2 separate regions of the Mus musculus genome follow, and region 1 is linked to region 2. The links are chromatin loops, found by intact Hi-C in ENCODE. Cell type or tissue: left cerebral cortex. All regions are shown on one strand.

Region 1 (8,000 bases), 78 kb after region 2:
TCTTCCGGCTCCGTTTAAAATAGTTTAAATCTAACTTTGAGCCCTCTTGATGCTTGACTAGAAGGAGATTTGCTATTAGGAATGCACGAAGATGCTCACAAGTTTAGGCAAAGATGCTGGAGGTGGGGGGCTGGTACAATTCTGAAGTACCAGAAGCCAGGTCCACACAGGGTCTTCTTGGGTCTTGGTCCTTTTATTTCTGGCCTTCTTGTCTTTGCTGGCTGGAGATCCTTGAAGGCTTAAGCCTAACTAGCACCACACAGCCACAGTTGTTGTGTCTCCTACAACACCAGCATGAAATAACGTGTGTGTCTTTTCTTCTCTAAAGCCTTGGCCCCAGCCTCTCCAGTCTGCAGAAAATTGCTTCTTGCTTCCCTCTGGATGTTGGCAGAGCTTTTCTGTCTCCTCACCTAATCCCAGGCATCCCCCAGACATCTTCTGAGGGACAAAGCTTTCCCCAAGGTAGAAAAAGCCTTTGTCTTTAAAGTCATTCCTCCTTCCACCTTAGTTTTTATTCAGCCAACATCCATTAGTGTACCTGCCCTGACTCTTACACAGCATTGAAAGATCTCTGTTCTGACTGGTAAGCAGTATGGTGGTCCTTGCAGAACATGGTAAAAAAAAATCAATTAATAATTAAATTTTAAATTAAACTCATTAATTCAGGCTAACCATGACGAGATGTCACCAGGGCCATTGATAGATGGGACTCCCATGTACTTATTTATTACAAAGCACTCCCTGCTGCGTGCCTCTCAGTCTTATCATTATTGAAATCATGGTTATTCCCTGATGCTAATAATCACTGCTTCAGATGTATCGTTTGCACATTGCAATTCTTGCATACATTGTAAATGCAGTGTTTCAATATTTACAAGTTGGGGAATTCATCAATAAAATATCAAAAACTATCTCAGAATAGAGAAACAATGGACTAAAGATACACTTATTAGCGTTCCATTGCCAGCCATACACCCCAGTCACCTGCATCTATGGAGGACACAAGGATGTTTATAATAAGCTGCATCCTGGAGGGTCTGCCACATGCCCTGATTGTCCTTCACACCAAGAGAACTAGGACAGAGCAACACACTTTTTATTTCTTCAATACAAAACAGTTTTATGATTTTAATAAAAACATGGTTTTCCCACCGTTGTTGCTGACATGATGGATCCAAATGGCACTCAGAATTGATTCTTAAAAGACTGTGGGGGACCTGACTATATCACCCCCAAACAGGAATGATCACTGAGTTGAAAGCAATGAAGACAGGGCCTATGCAGGAGAGCTCTGCCATCCAGCTACCTGCTTACAGGCAGGAGACAGACTCAGACAGATGGAAGACACCCCTTCAAACAGCGAATTCACATTCTCCTACCTTGGAGAATAGCTAACCACACCTTACAATTAGACAGACTCAAACAGACAAAAGACTCCCCTCCAGCCAACACAAATGAATTCACATTCTCCTATCATGGAGAATAGGTGACCACACATTACAGTTCTGGACTGTACTGGCCCAGAACCCATCTACTCAAATGAGCCCATGGTTGCCTCCCCTCATCCCTTCTGTCTGTTCTTTGTTCTATTCCAAGTCACTACACCTGCAATTCTTAAAGTCTTTTTCCTCTGCCCGACACCTCTCAGGAAATGTACTGTCATTTGAAGATGTTATATAAGCTAGGATTCAAAGCCACCTCTTTGAGAATTCCTCATTCTCTGTGCTTCTCCCACGGGTATATGAAATATACATGTTAGCAAATTTATTTGTTTTTGCTTGTAAATCTCTCTTTTATCATAAAGGTCTCTTGCAAACTAAGAATAATCCCTATAATTCACACACACATTCATCAACATGTCAATCACATTATATAAAAGTTTAGGGTTTAATTTTTTAAATTATAATTACCAGTCAAAAGATTGATTAAAAATAAAATATATTTTATTCAATAAAATAGTTGAGAAAATCTGAATTCAACAAATGTTGATAAAAACAACTTAAAATTCTATGAAAATATACTTCAAATGTTAAAACTACCCGACATGTACTTAAGCATAATCAAGCATTTCAAACATGAAATATTCAATAGTCATTAAAAAATAACTGTGTCTATATAAGTATACATTCATTTTAAATTCATGGTTCCACTTGTTGGAAGGCATACCTGCTTAAGGGAGAAAGCAACTCATTTGACAAGTTATAAATCAAGACAGTAAAATATGTATTTTCTAGGAAATTCTCACATACAGCATCTTAATAATTTATTTAAAATGAGACATCTAAACCCCTTTGATCTTGTGGAGGTGAGAGTAACACCTTAGACAATATATTAAACTTTATCACTCATACTTCAGAAAAATGGTGTCAGTGGGAAACATGCCATGGGAATCCCTTCTACAGACTATGCTCATGTCTGCTACAAAGAAAGTCTGGCATTCCAGCCAAGATCTCAGAAACATCTCGGAATGCTTTTTCATTAGTGTCTATTCAGTGTTTAAAGTAAAGAGTTTCCAGACTTAGAAAGACAAACATTGCATGTTCTCTCTCATAGTGGGACCTAGCACCAAATCTTGAGATTTGTGTACTTGGAGAGTCTGTAGAATTTAGGGGTGTCTCAGAGACCAGCAAAGAACAAGGGATATTGTCATTTGCTCCAGGTTGCCCACCAGAACTTGATGATAAGGTTCTATTGCAGAAGACAGGAGATGGAGAAATCAAGCTAGCATTGATTAGGGAGTTTCCTCTCTGCTTTCTACCTTTCATAGTACCACAAGGAGCTATGCAGGCTTCTGAGTGTATGTGTGGCTCATCAACAGTCTTAACCAGCTGTGAACCCAATGAATCTGAGTAATGACAATGTGGCAAGATATGCCATGGGCACAACAGTGGCATGAATGTTAAAGGGGCAATCAGCTGCTTCCCGACTGGGTTTAAGGTCTTTGAGGAGGAAACTCATGCCTGCTACTATATATCTGGCCCAGAATCCATGGTTGGGGAATTGTTCATGTCCAGAGGACACTCTCTACAATTTTGCTAAATGGAACTAGTATCAAACTGTCCTCTAACTTTGTATCTCTATACCTATAGGTTGGTGCAGCTCTTAGATCTCATGAGGGAAGTTGTTTTGTGCCGTGGAGGGCAGTTAAGGTAAATACATGACCTGTCAAAGTGCAGTGGAGTGCTCAGCCAGCCACAAATGGACAATCATATCACACTCCTTCTCCCTAAGTTTCAGGGACCATCATGGAGAGGTGGCAGAAAAGGGGCCAAAGCCTGTAAGATCCAGAGGTTGGGGAGGATGGGAGCGAAGCATTCTTTTCTGTACATAATCCGATGTTCTGAGGTGCACCTCAGATTCCCGGGGGACTTGCTTGCTACTCGTCTCTCAGGACATTTCTTCTTGCTTCCTGTGCTGACTCATCTGAAATCCAAGTTCTATCTGCAGGGTTGGATTTTTTTTTTTTTTATTGAGCAATTATGATACAATTTTTTAAGATGCTTAACCTCTGTGACAGAGGTCCCTACATTTACGGATTGACTGGGTACCAATTGCTCCCTGCTAGGTCCTGTTGGGTTTGAAGACACTCAATTGCTATTCAGGTTTTATTTAAGGAGGCTAAGAAAGTTGGAGGTAGGAGCGAGTCTGCTTTCAACAGTAAGCTCTTAGTAATGTAAGCTCTTAGTAATGCCACAGAGCAACACAGAAACACTTTCTGCACCCTTGCCTTATCCCCTCCTCCCCCACCTCCCACTCCCCACTGACCAGGTTCCAATAATCCCAAGGTCAGATGGAGCAGGATAGTGGAGGATGCGAGGGATGGGCGCTGATTCAGAATCCTATGGGGGGCACAGGGTAGAGCAGTAAAGGCACCCTAGATCAGAAGTAGATTACAGTTTGGGAAATCTGCCTAAGCAGGACCCAACCAACAGGAGCCCTCCACTCCCTCGATCCCTCACTTCCCTGCTCTGGTGTGCTCCAAAGGGCTGGAAGCCTAGGGGCGGCCGACGCGTTGTCGCCATAGCCTTCCGCCTTCCCACTCTCTCCGGGCGCACGTGCTCAAAGAGTCCCTGCCCCTCCCGCCTCCGCGCGCGCGGGGCCGCAAGTTTCCTACGAGAGGCGGGCGAGCACCGCATCTTCTCTCCGCCGCCTCCCTGGCCCCCGCCGCTGCCGCTGCAGTCTCCGCCCGCGGGGAGGGCGCGCTCTGGAGCCGGCGAGGGTGGGGCGCCGCGAGGGAGGGGTCCCAGCGCCGCATTCCTCGCGGCGCCCGCGGCAGCAGCAGAAGCAGCAGCAGCAGCAGGTGGAGCCCCATTCAGCTGCGAGCCGCTCTTGGCCGGAAACCCGCGCCGCAGCCGCCTGGCCGGGAGCTGGCCCTCCAGGCTGGAGCCCACGCCGCCCCGGCCCGACCCAGTTTCCCAGGCACCGGGTTACCGAAGCCGGCGGCCGGGGGACGCGGTTGGGTCCGGGGCCGGATGCATCTCAGTGCGCATAGCTGCGCTGGGAGACCCCAGCCCGGGGCGCAGGGCTAACGGGACCTGGCCCACCTCAAGACTTGTGCTCTGGGGACAGAGCGGCTTTGGGATTCGGAGTCCAGGCACCTGGCCGGAGGCTGTTGAAGTCTGGGTGTCGTGCTCACCCCACCTCTTTGCTTGGGCACCAACAGAGAGAGCTCTTTCCAGAGGACCGGACCTCCTCGCCTGGTCCAGAGTGGAGTCCTCGCACCCGGTGCCTGTTAGTTTCGAGAACCTTTCTAGTTGACACTGGTCTGCAGGTGTTCTCTGCTGGTTAGGTTTCTTCTTCGGCTAGGGGGACTGTTGCTACCAGAGGCATTCTGTGCCTGTGGGCGCTCCAAGTCCCGGGTCTCCAGTCCTGCCAGAATCGTCCGGGCTTCGCTGACCCTCAACTCTGTCTCTGCTTGTCGTGGGTGCTTCTAGTCGTTTGGGTTTTTACCCGGAGTGTGTAGACTAGACATCTTTCTGACTGCTAATTGGGAAGGCACTGGTCTCCAGGGAGCGGCTTTGTGTGTGGTGGGATCCGGGGTCCTCAGCCATGGCCTTCACTTTCGCTGCTTTCTGCTACATGCTGTCCCTGGTGCTCTGCGCTGCGCTCATCTTTTTCGCTATCTGGCACGTGAGTAACCTGCAGAGGCTTCTAACTCTCCTGTACCCCAAAGTCCTCCCTCCCCCCACGCCCACCTCATTTCCTCATTTCACCGGCCTTTTAGACATAGCAGGCGTGGGCGGACCGCGAGGTCAGGCAGAAGTACTTTCTGGGCAGACCTTGTCCATCTCCCCTGTCCCGGGGCAGGAGACACAGTTCTTGGCATCCTGAGACCAGGCGGTACCGCGCCGGGCGCCTACCTGCCTTGGCTGGAGCCAGTGACTGGTGGAGCCTCCCTGCGGGGCACATTCCTGGGCGTGGCAAGGTGTCCCAGCCAGGCCAGGAGTAGTGGCTCAAAACCCCATCTGCTGGGCTTCCGCACCCCACTCCCTTCTCTCCTGCCTGCAGGAGAGAAGAAGCCCTGCCAGTGTCCCAGGCAATTAGTCAAGTAACTATAACAACTAAACATTTAAAATGTCAGCATCTGTGGTGGGTTGCGTTTAGACATAATTGGAGACGAAGTGGAAACACAACCAGAGCGCCTTGTAAGAAAGAGGAAGCAGGGAGAGGCCAGGCAGGAAGGGAGGGAAATCAAGAGAGATGGGAGTGAAGAGAGAAGAGGGACGGAGGAAGACCGGGATAAATAAGGCTCTAGGTGCTGTAGATCTGACCAGGTCCCATCATCCCCAGGGCACGAGCTTCCACTCGCCATGGAGTGCAGACGGGTCCTAGATCGTCAGGTGTGGTGTGTGGAGCTGTGTGGATCGGAGGACTCCTAAAGGGGAGTAAGGAGGAGGACACAGGAGGATCTGATCTCCTGGGGACTGTGTCACATTTCACAAACCCTTGACCCACTAGCTTCCTTCCGAGGCTGCTTATGGGCCCTCTTCTCACTCTGCAAAGGCCGATCAGAAGGGCCAAGGTTCCAGTGATTGACAGGCACCACTAACAACTCAGTCTTGCCCTTCCAGCAGGGTTGGAGGTGATGGAGGGACCCTGAGATGAGCTCCTGGAGGCCTGGCTCTGGGGAGCCTTGGAGAGATTGTGTACAACAGGAGATGACCTAGAAGGAAGAAGACTGAGGCGCAGTTGAGATGCTGATGTTTTGTCTGAGTGGTCTGTAGTGTGAGAGGGTTTATCTTAACATAGTTCCCTGAGTCTCCTGCTCTAAGGGGCCAAGTGACAAGGAGCAGAGGGAACGCGCCTGGGGAGGAGGAAGGGACTTCTAACCACCGGTCCTGAAAAGACCCTGTAGATCACATCTAAGCTTCCGCTTCTTCCTAAGCTTGCATAATCACATATCATTTAGTTTAGGGATATAGAAATAAGAGGGGGGGGGTGTCCGATGTAGGAATTTGAGGGCTAATAGAAAAAGTCAGTTAGATGTGATGGGATTTTGTCCTCTCTGCCCTGGAATAATGGATCTGTTCTACTGCACACAGTTGGACTTTGAGGATGTTGGCAATTATAAAGAAAAGAAAAGGAGAGGAGAGGAGAGGAGAGGAGAGGAGAGGAGAGGAGAGGAGAGGAGAGGAGAGGAGAGGAGAGGAGAGGAGAGGAGAGGAGAGGAGGGGAGGGGAGGGGAGGGGAGAGGAGAGGAAAGGAGAGGAAAGGAGAGGAAAGAGAGAGATTGATTCCTGGATAGGATGAACAGGGATTCCAGGTAGGAAGTGCTCAATCATACAGCAGAGTTCTGCTCCCTTGTTCTAAAGGAACTTTCTCAGCTTCTTCATATTTGCAAAGGCTTATACATTCTTGAAGGCAAATACTTAATTTGGTGTTTCTTCCTGGTTTTGCTTTGCCTGGAGAGTGGGAGGTCCTGAGAGCACCCGTGACTCCTTCAGACTTGATGTTCACTGCACTGGCTCCTGAAGCAGGGTGGGTCACCAGAAAGAAATCTCTTCTTTCCCTCAGTGTGTGTGTGTGTGTGTGTGTGTAGGGATGGGGAGGGATATACAAAACTCTAGGACCAGTTAATAAAGTAGAGAATTTGGACAGTTCAGTTGCACAAGAGACGTCTGAATGACAGTTGCATGTCCTGTGCTGGCCTCTGCCCTCAGCTCTCTTCTCCCAATCTGAGGAGGACAACACAATCAAATCCCAAATCAGGTCCTGGTGGCACCCCTGGTGGAAGTAACATAGTGACAGCAGGGTCAGTCCCTGTTCCCTAGTCCTTTCCTTCTCTCTGAATCAAGCAGTCCAATCCCCCACCACAGAACTCTGGTACCTGAACACTGAAAGGGGAACTCAGAAACACTCTGACCTCCCGACACACACACACACACACACACACACACACACACACACACACACACACAGTGGGTCATTGGTTGAATGGTGCAATCGTTTCAATCAAAAATTTAGGAGAGTTAGTAGACGGTGCGTTTGCCTTCTTTCTGGCATCTTATGTTTCTACACATTCCCTGATCTGCTGAATCATACTTAGTCATGCTTAGAATGGATTGGCATCCCAAGTAACGAGTTGGCATTTAATAAAAAGTGGTTAAAATGTCATCACCCTGGGCTAAAAGAGATGTAGGGGTATTTTCCCTCCTTTTTTTTCCTTTTTCCTATTTATTTGTACAGGTGCATACCTACTTAAGGAGAATAATAGAAGTTACTATTTATCCACTATGTAGTTTGGAGAGGACCTGCCAGGTGTATCTCCAGTTATTTTTGCTTCCCCTCCCCCAGTCTCCCCTGGATGTCTAGAAGCAAAGATACATGAGGCTGGTTAGCAGCACATTTAAGTCTTTATATATATATATATATATATATATATATATATATATATATATATATATATTTTTTTTTTTTTGCCTTGAAAAAAATCTATCTGCATTGTCTTCAAATGAAGTTACTTCACATCAGCCACCATCTTTGAGTGCATTTTTCTTGCT
Region 2 (8,000 bases):
AGACTGGGGCTGGAGAGATGGCTCAGCAGTTAAGAGCACTGACTGCTCTTCCAGAGGTCCTGAGTTCAAATCCCAGCAACTACATGGTGGCTCACAACCATCTGTGATGGGATCTGATGCCCTCTTCTGGTGTGTCTGAAGACAGCTACAGTGTACTTACGTATAATAAATAAATAAATCTTAAAAAAAAAAAGAATTTAAGACTGGGTTCTGGGCCTGTACAACTAAAGCCCACAGACTTGTGGGACTGTGGATTAGGGGGTCTCTCACCAGGCTCCCCACAAATTCCCATGACTGTCCTCATGCAAATAGGTGCCTGCTCTTCTTGAGGTGGTCACAGAAAAACAGCTATTCTATGCCACCGCAAGCCCAGCATTTACACAAGCCTGGCTGTGCATGTAAGATAGAGGACCAGAGGACATGGCTGTTCCTGAAGGAGATCTCCATTTGCCTATGGAAGGAGACATCTTCACCAGGGCTTGATGTGAGGGTGGGAAGGCTGGCATCTTGCCACACTGCACCCTGAAGCTATTACAGCATGTGGGGAGACGCTACCTCAGCTCTGCTCAGGCTGGAGCCTGAGTCTCAGATGCACTCTCAATTCAGCTTGTAACTGTCAGTGTGAGGTCAGGCCAGGCACGGTCTCCACCAGTCTGTCACGTGCCCTTCTGACTTTTAGGAGGTGACAGGAGGTGCCATTAATTCATGTTTGTCAACTGCTCAAAAGTCCCCAGACAGAAGGGTTGCTCATGCAGAGTGAGGCCTGGGCCGGTGAAGCTCTGTGACAGCTGAGTGGCCGCACTGGTGTCACCATGTCACATGAAGACACTCATCATCTCTGCTTCTTCTCTGGAAATATCAGTTAGGAAAAAAATTAAATATAGAGCCACACAGAAAATAAGATAACGAACAGCCTGTTATCTTTAACCCAAAATGAATAAATATCAACACTTTCACAATTAACATTTTACTAGAATGAGAGAGAGAGAGAGAGAGCATGCCCGTGAGAGAGCAAGCTGTGAATAAAATCAAGGACAGGTGGCTGTTGAGCAAAGACTCTAATCTACCTTTGGTCCTTAAAATAGTCTTACTAACAACATTCTACCAATGTATTTTGGACTTCAAAAACTTCTTTTATGATTAAATTTCAATTCTGTGGTGTGTGTGTGTGTGTGTGTGTGTGTGTGTGTGTGTGTGTGTGAGCAGCCGACCCTGGTTCTCTGGAAGGAAGAACAGCAAGCACCCTAATGGCTGAGCCATTTCTCCAGACCCACTGACCCTTGTTTGTTTTGAAAGACAGGAGTTAAACATTTGCACATTCTCACCGTACCCCACCCACCAGCCTGTCACCCAGGGTGACCACTGTCACCCAGGGCGCGTGTCCTCTATGTCTACCTTCCATGTGTGTAATCGGACAATGCTAGTGGACAGCGTGGGGTTGGGACCAGTCAGGGCTGAAGACTGGGCCTTTTGCTTTAATTGTGCTCTCTGGTCTCTGTGAACCTCAGTCCCTCCATCTTTACTCCTCTTCTACTGGGGTAGGTTTTTGACCTACAGCATTGCTGTTTCTCTGGGGAATGGAGGCAAATTGCTGGGCTCAGTAAATGGTAGCAAGTACCACTGGCCATTTCACCCTTTCTCCCTCCCCTCCCCTCTCCTCCTTTTTCCCCTCCCCCCTCCTCTCCCCTCTCTCCTCTCCCTCCCCTCCTCCTTTCCCTTCTCCCTCTTTCCCACTTTCCCTCTCCCTTTCTCCTTTCTCCCCCCTCCTTTCTCCCTCCCTCCCCTCCTCCTTCCCCTTCTCCCTCTCCCTCTTTCCCTCTCCCTTTCTCCTTTCTCCCCCCTCCTTTCTCCCTCCCTCCCCTCTCCCTCTCTAGAAAGTTCCTGGAGAACAAGGACCCTGTCTAAAGCCCATATCCCTTTGAGCCACTCCTGGGGTCCCCAGGTCACTGCTAGGCTGACTGGCTGATCCTTACAGAATGTCTGGAAGCTTTTCTGTGTTTGTTCAGGCTCCTTTGGGGTTAGCGCAGAAACCAATTCTGCTTTGGGGACACCCAAGAACTCTGAGTCTAGAGAGGAGTGACTGCCCTAAGAGATTTGGAGTTTTTTTCCCAGGTCCTGCTTCTTCTCAGGCTTCAGGTGAGCAGTGTAGTGGCGTGGGAGAAATACTGAGAGCCACGCGGTTTGTTGGCACTTCTAGGCTCCACTCGGTTTCCTTTGCTTTCTTGGATTCTAGCCATTGAGGGTTCAGGTGCCTTTCTGCAAGATCCAACCCTAACCTAGAGCTCGCCCGCGGTGAGCCTCCAGGGCACCGATGTCCGTCTCCGACAAGGGACAGAAGGGGGCGACAAACCCGCACAGTTGGCCGGCGGACCATGCCGGGCAGTGCCTGAGCCCAGAGCCATTCTCCCCCTTTTCCCTGGTAACTGGACACTTCTTGTAGATTCCCACAGCACACAGTAGAGTGCACTCTTTGTGAAAACACCCCCGCCCCCCGCCCCCCCCCCCGCCCCAGGCCTCGCCTTCACAGAGTAGCAGAGGCTGTCACCCTACACAGCAGAACCATCTTAGATTCCTGTTAGTTCTTAAAGCAAGGCCAGAGCTTAGGACCCCAGGGGTGATGCTCTAGGGCAGAGGTGTGCTTGTCCAAGTCCTGCAGTTGTTTCAAAGGCTTTGCAATGATTTCATTTGTGCACAAGCTGGGAATAGCTGCAGAGTTTTGACCCCAAGCATTTAAGGTCTTTTAGCCCAGGCTGTCCTTAGCACATTTCTGAAACTCCATCTCCCCAGTTGCGGACACACAAATCTAGCTATCTTACGTTTACTTAGTATTTTAACACCCATTTTTGTAAAAACTACATAAAGACACCAACTATCCAAATGCAACGTTAATATTTTTGAAAATTATATATTAAAGAATTAACATCAGGCAGATGAGATGGCTCAGCCTTTAAGAGCCGGTACTGCTCTTGCACGAGGGGCAGCTCCCAGCTGTCTGCAACTTCAGCTTCCGGCTCATCTGAGTCCTTGGTTTGTCACAGGCACCTGCACTCATGTGCACATGCCTGCCCCACTTTGCACATAATTTAAACACATCTTAATTAACATCAACATAGAAGTGCTCCCGGAGCTTCCCCCCCCCCCCCCCCCCCCCCCGCCGGCCACTTTTGTTTCTGCGTCTGCACAGGCCAGAGGACTGGTCTGTCTCTAGTTCTTCCATATCTCAGTGAGTCACAGAGCTGGAATTTGACTGGGGTCTTTATGGCTCCAAAGGGCTAAAAGTCCAGTTAAACTAGCAGATCTCTGACAGGGTTGGGAGGCAGCCACCCATTTATGGTGCTGGCAGCAGCTGTGTGTTTGGACAGATGCTGATGGTCCATCGCTATAGGGTGCCTTTGATCTCTCCGGATATTTATGTTTCTTATGATTTTTTTTTGTGATAAGGAATTTAAAATCTCTTCTAACTACTTTGAATTATACAATAGAATACTGCTATGAACATTGTCCTGTGTAATGAAGTATCCGAACCCTTTCCTCCTGTCTGGCTGAGACTACGTATCCTATCCACTAGCCACTCTTTTTAATGCCTCCCCCCAGTGCCTGGGTCCTTTCCCAGCCTCTGGACCACCATTCTAGTTTCTACTTCTGTGGGCTCAGCATTTTCAGCAGAGTGAAAGACGCAGTGTTTGTCTTTCTGTACTTGGCTTAGTTCCCTGAATATTATGTGCCCCAGGTCCATCTGTGTTGACCACATGACAGCCCGATTACATTTTAGAGCTGAATAGATATCCCATCCTGTGTGTGAATGTAAATGTGTGCATGTATGGGAAAGAGAGGAAGATGCCACACAGCTTCTATGAGAAATGCTCATTCTGATCATTTCCTATATGTATGTTCGTCAGTCAGTCAGCCCATCTGTCTATGTATGTATGTATGTATGTATGTATGTATGTATGTATGTATGTATCTATCTATCTATCTATCTATCTATCTATCTATCTGGTGGTACTGTGATTGAACCCAGGGCCTTGTGCTGCTAGGTAAGCACTCTACCAAAGCGCTATACCACCACTTGGATTGATTGACTATGGTTTGTTACTGTTTCTGTGTCTTTGCATGGTCTGGTGTTAACCCCTTATTGGCTGGGTAGTTCCCAGAGCTCCACTCTGTAAGTCGCCTCTTCACTCTGACAGTTGTCTGTCTTCCGTGCAGAAGCATTCACTGTGACCTCATCCCATTTGTCTAGTGTTGATGTCTGTGCTTTTATTCCCATGCTTAACAAAAATACTTGCCCAGACTTCTGCCATAGGACACTGGCCCTATTTTTTATTTAAACGATTCAGGGGTTTTACATTTAAGCCTGACTCCATTTTGAGTTCCTCTTTATTGTGCTGGGGTTGAATCCAGGGCTTTGCACATGTTAGGCAAACATTTTACCACCGAGCTACATTCCCAACCTATTGATTACATTTTTGAGCCAGGTGGTGGTGACACATGTCTTTAATCCTAGCCTGGTCTACAGAGCTATGTCCAGGACAGCCAGAGGCTACACAGAGAAACCCTGTCTTAAAAAATCAACCAACCAATCAGCCAACCAACCATTCAACCAAAAAAAAAAAAAAAAAAAAAAAAAAAATCCAAAGGGTATGTATGTCCTTGGCACCTTTGTTAGAAATTAGGAATTATTTGGCCATGTGTGCTTTATTTCTAGGTTCTTCCTACATTCCATCTGTATTGGCTGGTTTTGTGTGCCAACTAGACACAAGCTAGAGTTATCACAGAAAAAGGAGGAAATGTCTCCTTGAGATCCATCCCTAAGGCATTTTCTCAACTAGTGATCAAGGGGGAGGGCCCATTGTGGGTGGTGCCATCCCTGGGCTGGTAGTCCTGAGTTCTAAAAGAAAGCAAGCTGAGCAAGCCAGGGGAAGCAAGCCAGTAAGAAACATCCCTCCATGGCCTCTGCATCAGCTTCTGCTTCCTGACCTGCTTAAGTTCCAGTCCTGACTTCCTTTGGTGATGAACAGCAGTATGGAAGTGTAAGCTGAATAAACCCTTTCCTCCCCAACTTGCTTCTTGGTCATGATGTTTTGTGCAGGAATAGAAACCCTGACTAAGACACCATCTGTCTGTCACCGTTTCTGTATGCCAGTACCAGACTGTTTACATTACTGTAGCTTAGGAATATGTTTTAGAGTCATGTCTTATGGGTCCTCTAGCTATATTCTTTTTGCTTAAGATCATTCTTTTAAACCATTTTCCTTTTTTTCCACTGAGGATGTGAGCCTCCCTGGCAAGAACGGGGAGGGTTTGGATGAGACTTTCTGAGGGGGTTAGGAAAGTGGCTCCCAAGCCCATTTTGTCCCCAATGTCAGCAGCAAGCAGTATTGAATGTGACCTCATGGCAGGTATATGTGCATTTAATGCAATTCTGTGCCTCTATTATAGCAGCAATATGTTATGCACATTGTAAAGCACATGTTTAAGTATCAATTAAAAATGTGGGAAAGATAATGCAAGTGTACTTTGCAATGTCCTGCTTTACTACAGTCATTAATGAATATCTCAAGGGCAATTTATACTTCGGATTAGATTTCTTATTCCCAATATGAAAAGCAATATTTCAAACCGAGCTGGTAACTTACACACTGTTAACTTGTGAGACATGAGTGCTTGTCATCGTTGTCCCTTGTAATGTGACGGATTAAAGACCTCCCTTCCTCTCATATGCCTTGTCTCACATAATTACTACTCAACCAAGATTTTTTTTTAAAGAGAAAAAGCATTTGTACTTCTTGCACATTTTGAGATGTTTGAGGACTTAAGAACTAGATCTTGGGTAGAGCCACTTACTCGGGTTGTCTGTGAGGGTCGTCTTTCACTGGAGAGAAAAGCAGGGGTGAGGCTGCCACCTTCCTCAGAGCCCCTCAAGATCCTGATGGTTTGTGAATGATGACAGTGGGACCGTGTGAAGCTGTGAAGACCACTGCTTATAGACCATTCCCTGCTTTTGGTTTACAATTTTTATTGTTAAAAGTCTTTAGTTTGCGGCTGGAGAGATGGCCCAGTGGTTAAGAGCATTGACTGCTCTTTCGAAGTTTTCTGAGTTCAAATCCCAGCAATCACACATTGGCTCACAACCAACTGTAATGAGATCTGATGCCCTCTTCTAGTGTGTCTGAGGACAGCTACAGTGTATTCATATACATAAAATACTTATTTATAGTAGTGAATACATCTTTGGGCCAGAGCGAGCAGGGACCGAGCAAACAGAGTTGACCAGAGCAAGCAGAAGTCCTAAAATTCAATTCCCAGCAAACACATGAAGGCCCACAACCGTCAGTACAGCTACGGTGTACTCATATACATAAAATAAATAAATAAAATAAATATTAAAAAAAGTTTTTAGTTTGTTGGGCATAGTGACACTGCCTTTAATGCTGGCACTCGGGAGGCAGAGGGAGGCAGATCTCTGTGAGTTTGAGGCCAGCTTGGTCTATACAGCAAATGAGGCTCCAAGCCAGTCAGGGTACAGCAGTGTATACAGCAACTGAATCCAGGACAGCCGAGGAGTTCAGAGGAGGCATTAGATCCCCTAGACCTGGAGTTACGGACTTGTGAGCTGCCCATGGGTTCTGGGAACAAGAGCAGCGGCCAGTGTTCTCAGCCCCACCCCCATCTCTCCAGCTCCCACAGAATCTTTCCATTTCATGAAATCCCATTCACCACTTCCCGTGCTCGTGGGCCCTTCTTAGACAGTACTTGCCTGTGCCTACATCTTAAATATTTCCCCAGTTTTTCTGCTTCCGTCTCTAGGTGTCAGGTCTCACATGAGGGCATTTAATCTATTTTGAAATGATTTTTTTTAATGGGCTGAATGATAAGAATCTATTTTCATTTTTCTGTTTTCCTAGGGCATCTATCATAGAGGAGGTCTTTTTCCTTTTTCTTTGGCACCTTTATTGGAGGTAAGGTGGGTTTATTTCTGGGTCTGCTATTCTATTCCTTCAGTCTGCCTGCCTATTTTTGTACCAGTACCATGCTGTTTCTGTTACTATGCTCAGAGGTATAATTTGAAGTCAGGCATTGTGATCTGTGCTCTTGGCACACGGTCCTCTATGCTCTTTCTATGTGGAATTACTTTGGCTCCTTGGGCTCTTTAGTGCATCTGTGTGGATTTTTGGGTTGTTTTAGCCAGTTCTGTGAAGAAATGTCATTGTTTTGATGGGGATTGCATTGAATCTAGAGGTTGCCTTTGATAATGTAGACACTTTCAAAATACTAACTCTGCCGATCACAGGCACAAGAGGCTTCTCCGTCTTCTGGTGCTTTCTTAACCTTTTTTCTTAGAGGTTGAAAGTTTCCATTGGCGAGTTCTTTACTCTCCTTGACTAAGTTCATTCCAAATTGTTTATTTTGAAGTCATAGTGAAAGGTATTTTCCCCTGATCTCTTTCTTGGAAGGTTCATTATTGGTGTTTAGAAAAATCTACTGAATTTTGCATGTTGATTTTGTGTTGTCCCAGGACATTTTTGAAAGCATTTTTTTTTTCATATCTGCAAGTTTTCTGGTTCGGGGATTTTTAAGTATAGGAGCACATGGTATGAAAATAGTGACAATTTGGCTTTTCCTACTTATATTTCCTTCCTTTCTTCCTTTCTTTCCTTCTTCCTTCCTTCCTTCCTTCCTTTCTCTCTCTCTCTTTCTTTCTCTTTCTTTTCTTTTCCTTCCTTCCTTCCTTCCTTCCTTCCTTCCTTCCTTTCTTTCTTTCTTTCTTTCTTTCTTTCTTTCTTTCTTTCTTTCTTTCCTTCTCTCTCTCTCTCTTTCTTCTTTCTTCCTATTATTTTATCAATGTTGCTAAGACTTAAAGCAATACAAAAGCTGAGAGGATGGACACATGGTCTCATTCCTGTTTTTTTTTTTTAAGAAGTAGTTTTATTTGTTAATAACTTTAAAAAGTTAATGAAAACAGAACACATCATTTCTCCTCTCCTCCCTCCAATTAC

What was found. Peaks named below come from ENCODE experiments on the same cell type or tissue, not always from the same donor. Only the 100,000 strongest peaks of a DNase experiment are listed, where the experiment ranks them.
Region 1: it touches region 2 in a loop (2.7-fold over the local background); 4 of 42 quality-filtered maps call a loop at or near these places.

Annotation. Positions count from the first base shown.
Region 1 is chr1:181,348,377-181,356,376 of GRCm38, forward strand. Cnih3 (cornichon family AMPA receptor auxiliary protein 3) reads left to right here and starts at 4,252. Exons shown (of 6, transcript NM_001160211.1): 1 at 4,252-5,130. The coding sequence starts at 5,050. In left cerebral cortex, no CTCF peak of the experiment used is centred here; DNase peaks (open chromatin) are centred at 4,184, 4,666 and 5,431; H3K4me3 peaks cover 3,071 bases; H3K27ac peaks cover 2,318 bases.
Region 2 is chr1:181,270,722-181,278,721 of GRCm38, forward strand. No RefSeq gene overlaps it. Among named protein-coding and RNA genes, the nearest start is that of Gm39718, 12 kb to the right of the region's middle. In left cerebral cortex, a CTCF peak has its summit at 2,331 (motif pointing right); DNase peaks (open chromatin) are centred at 2,359, 4,797 and 5,130.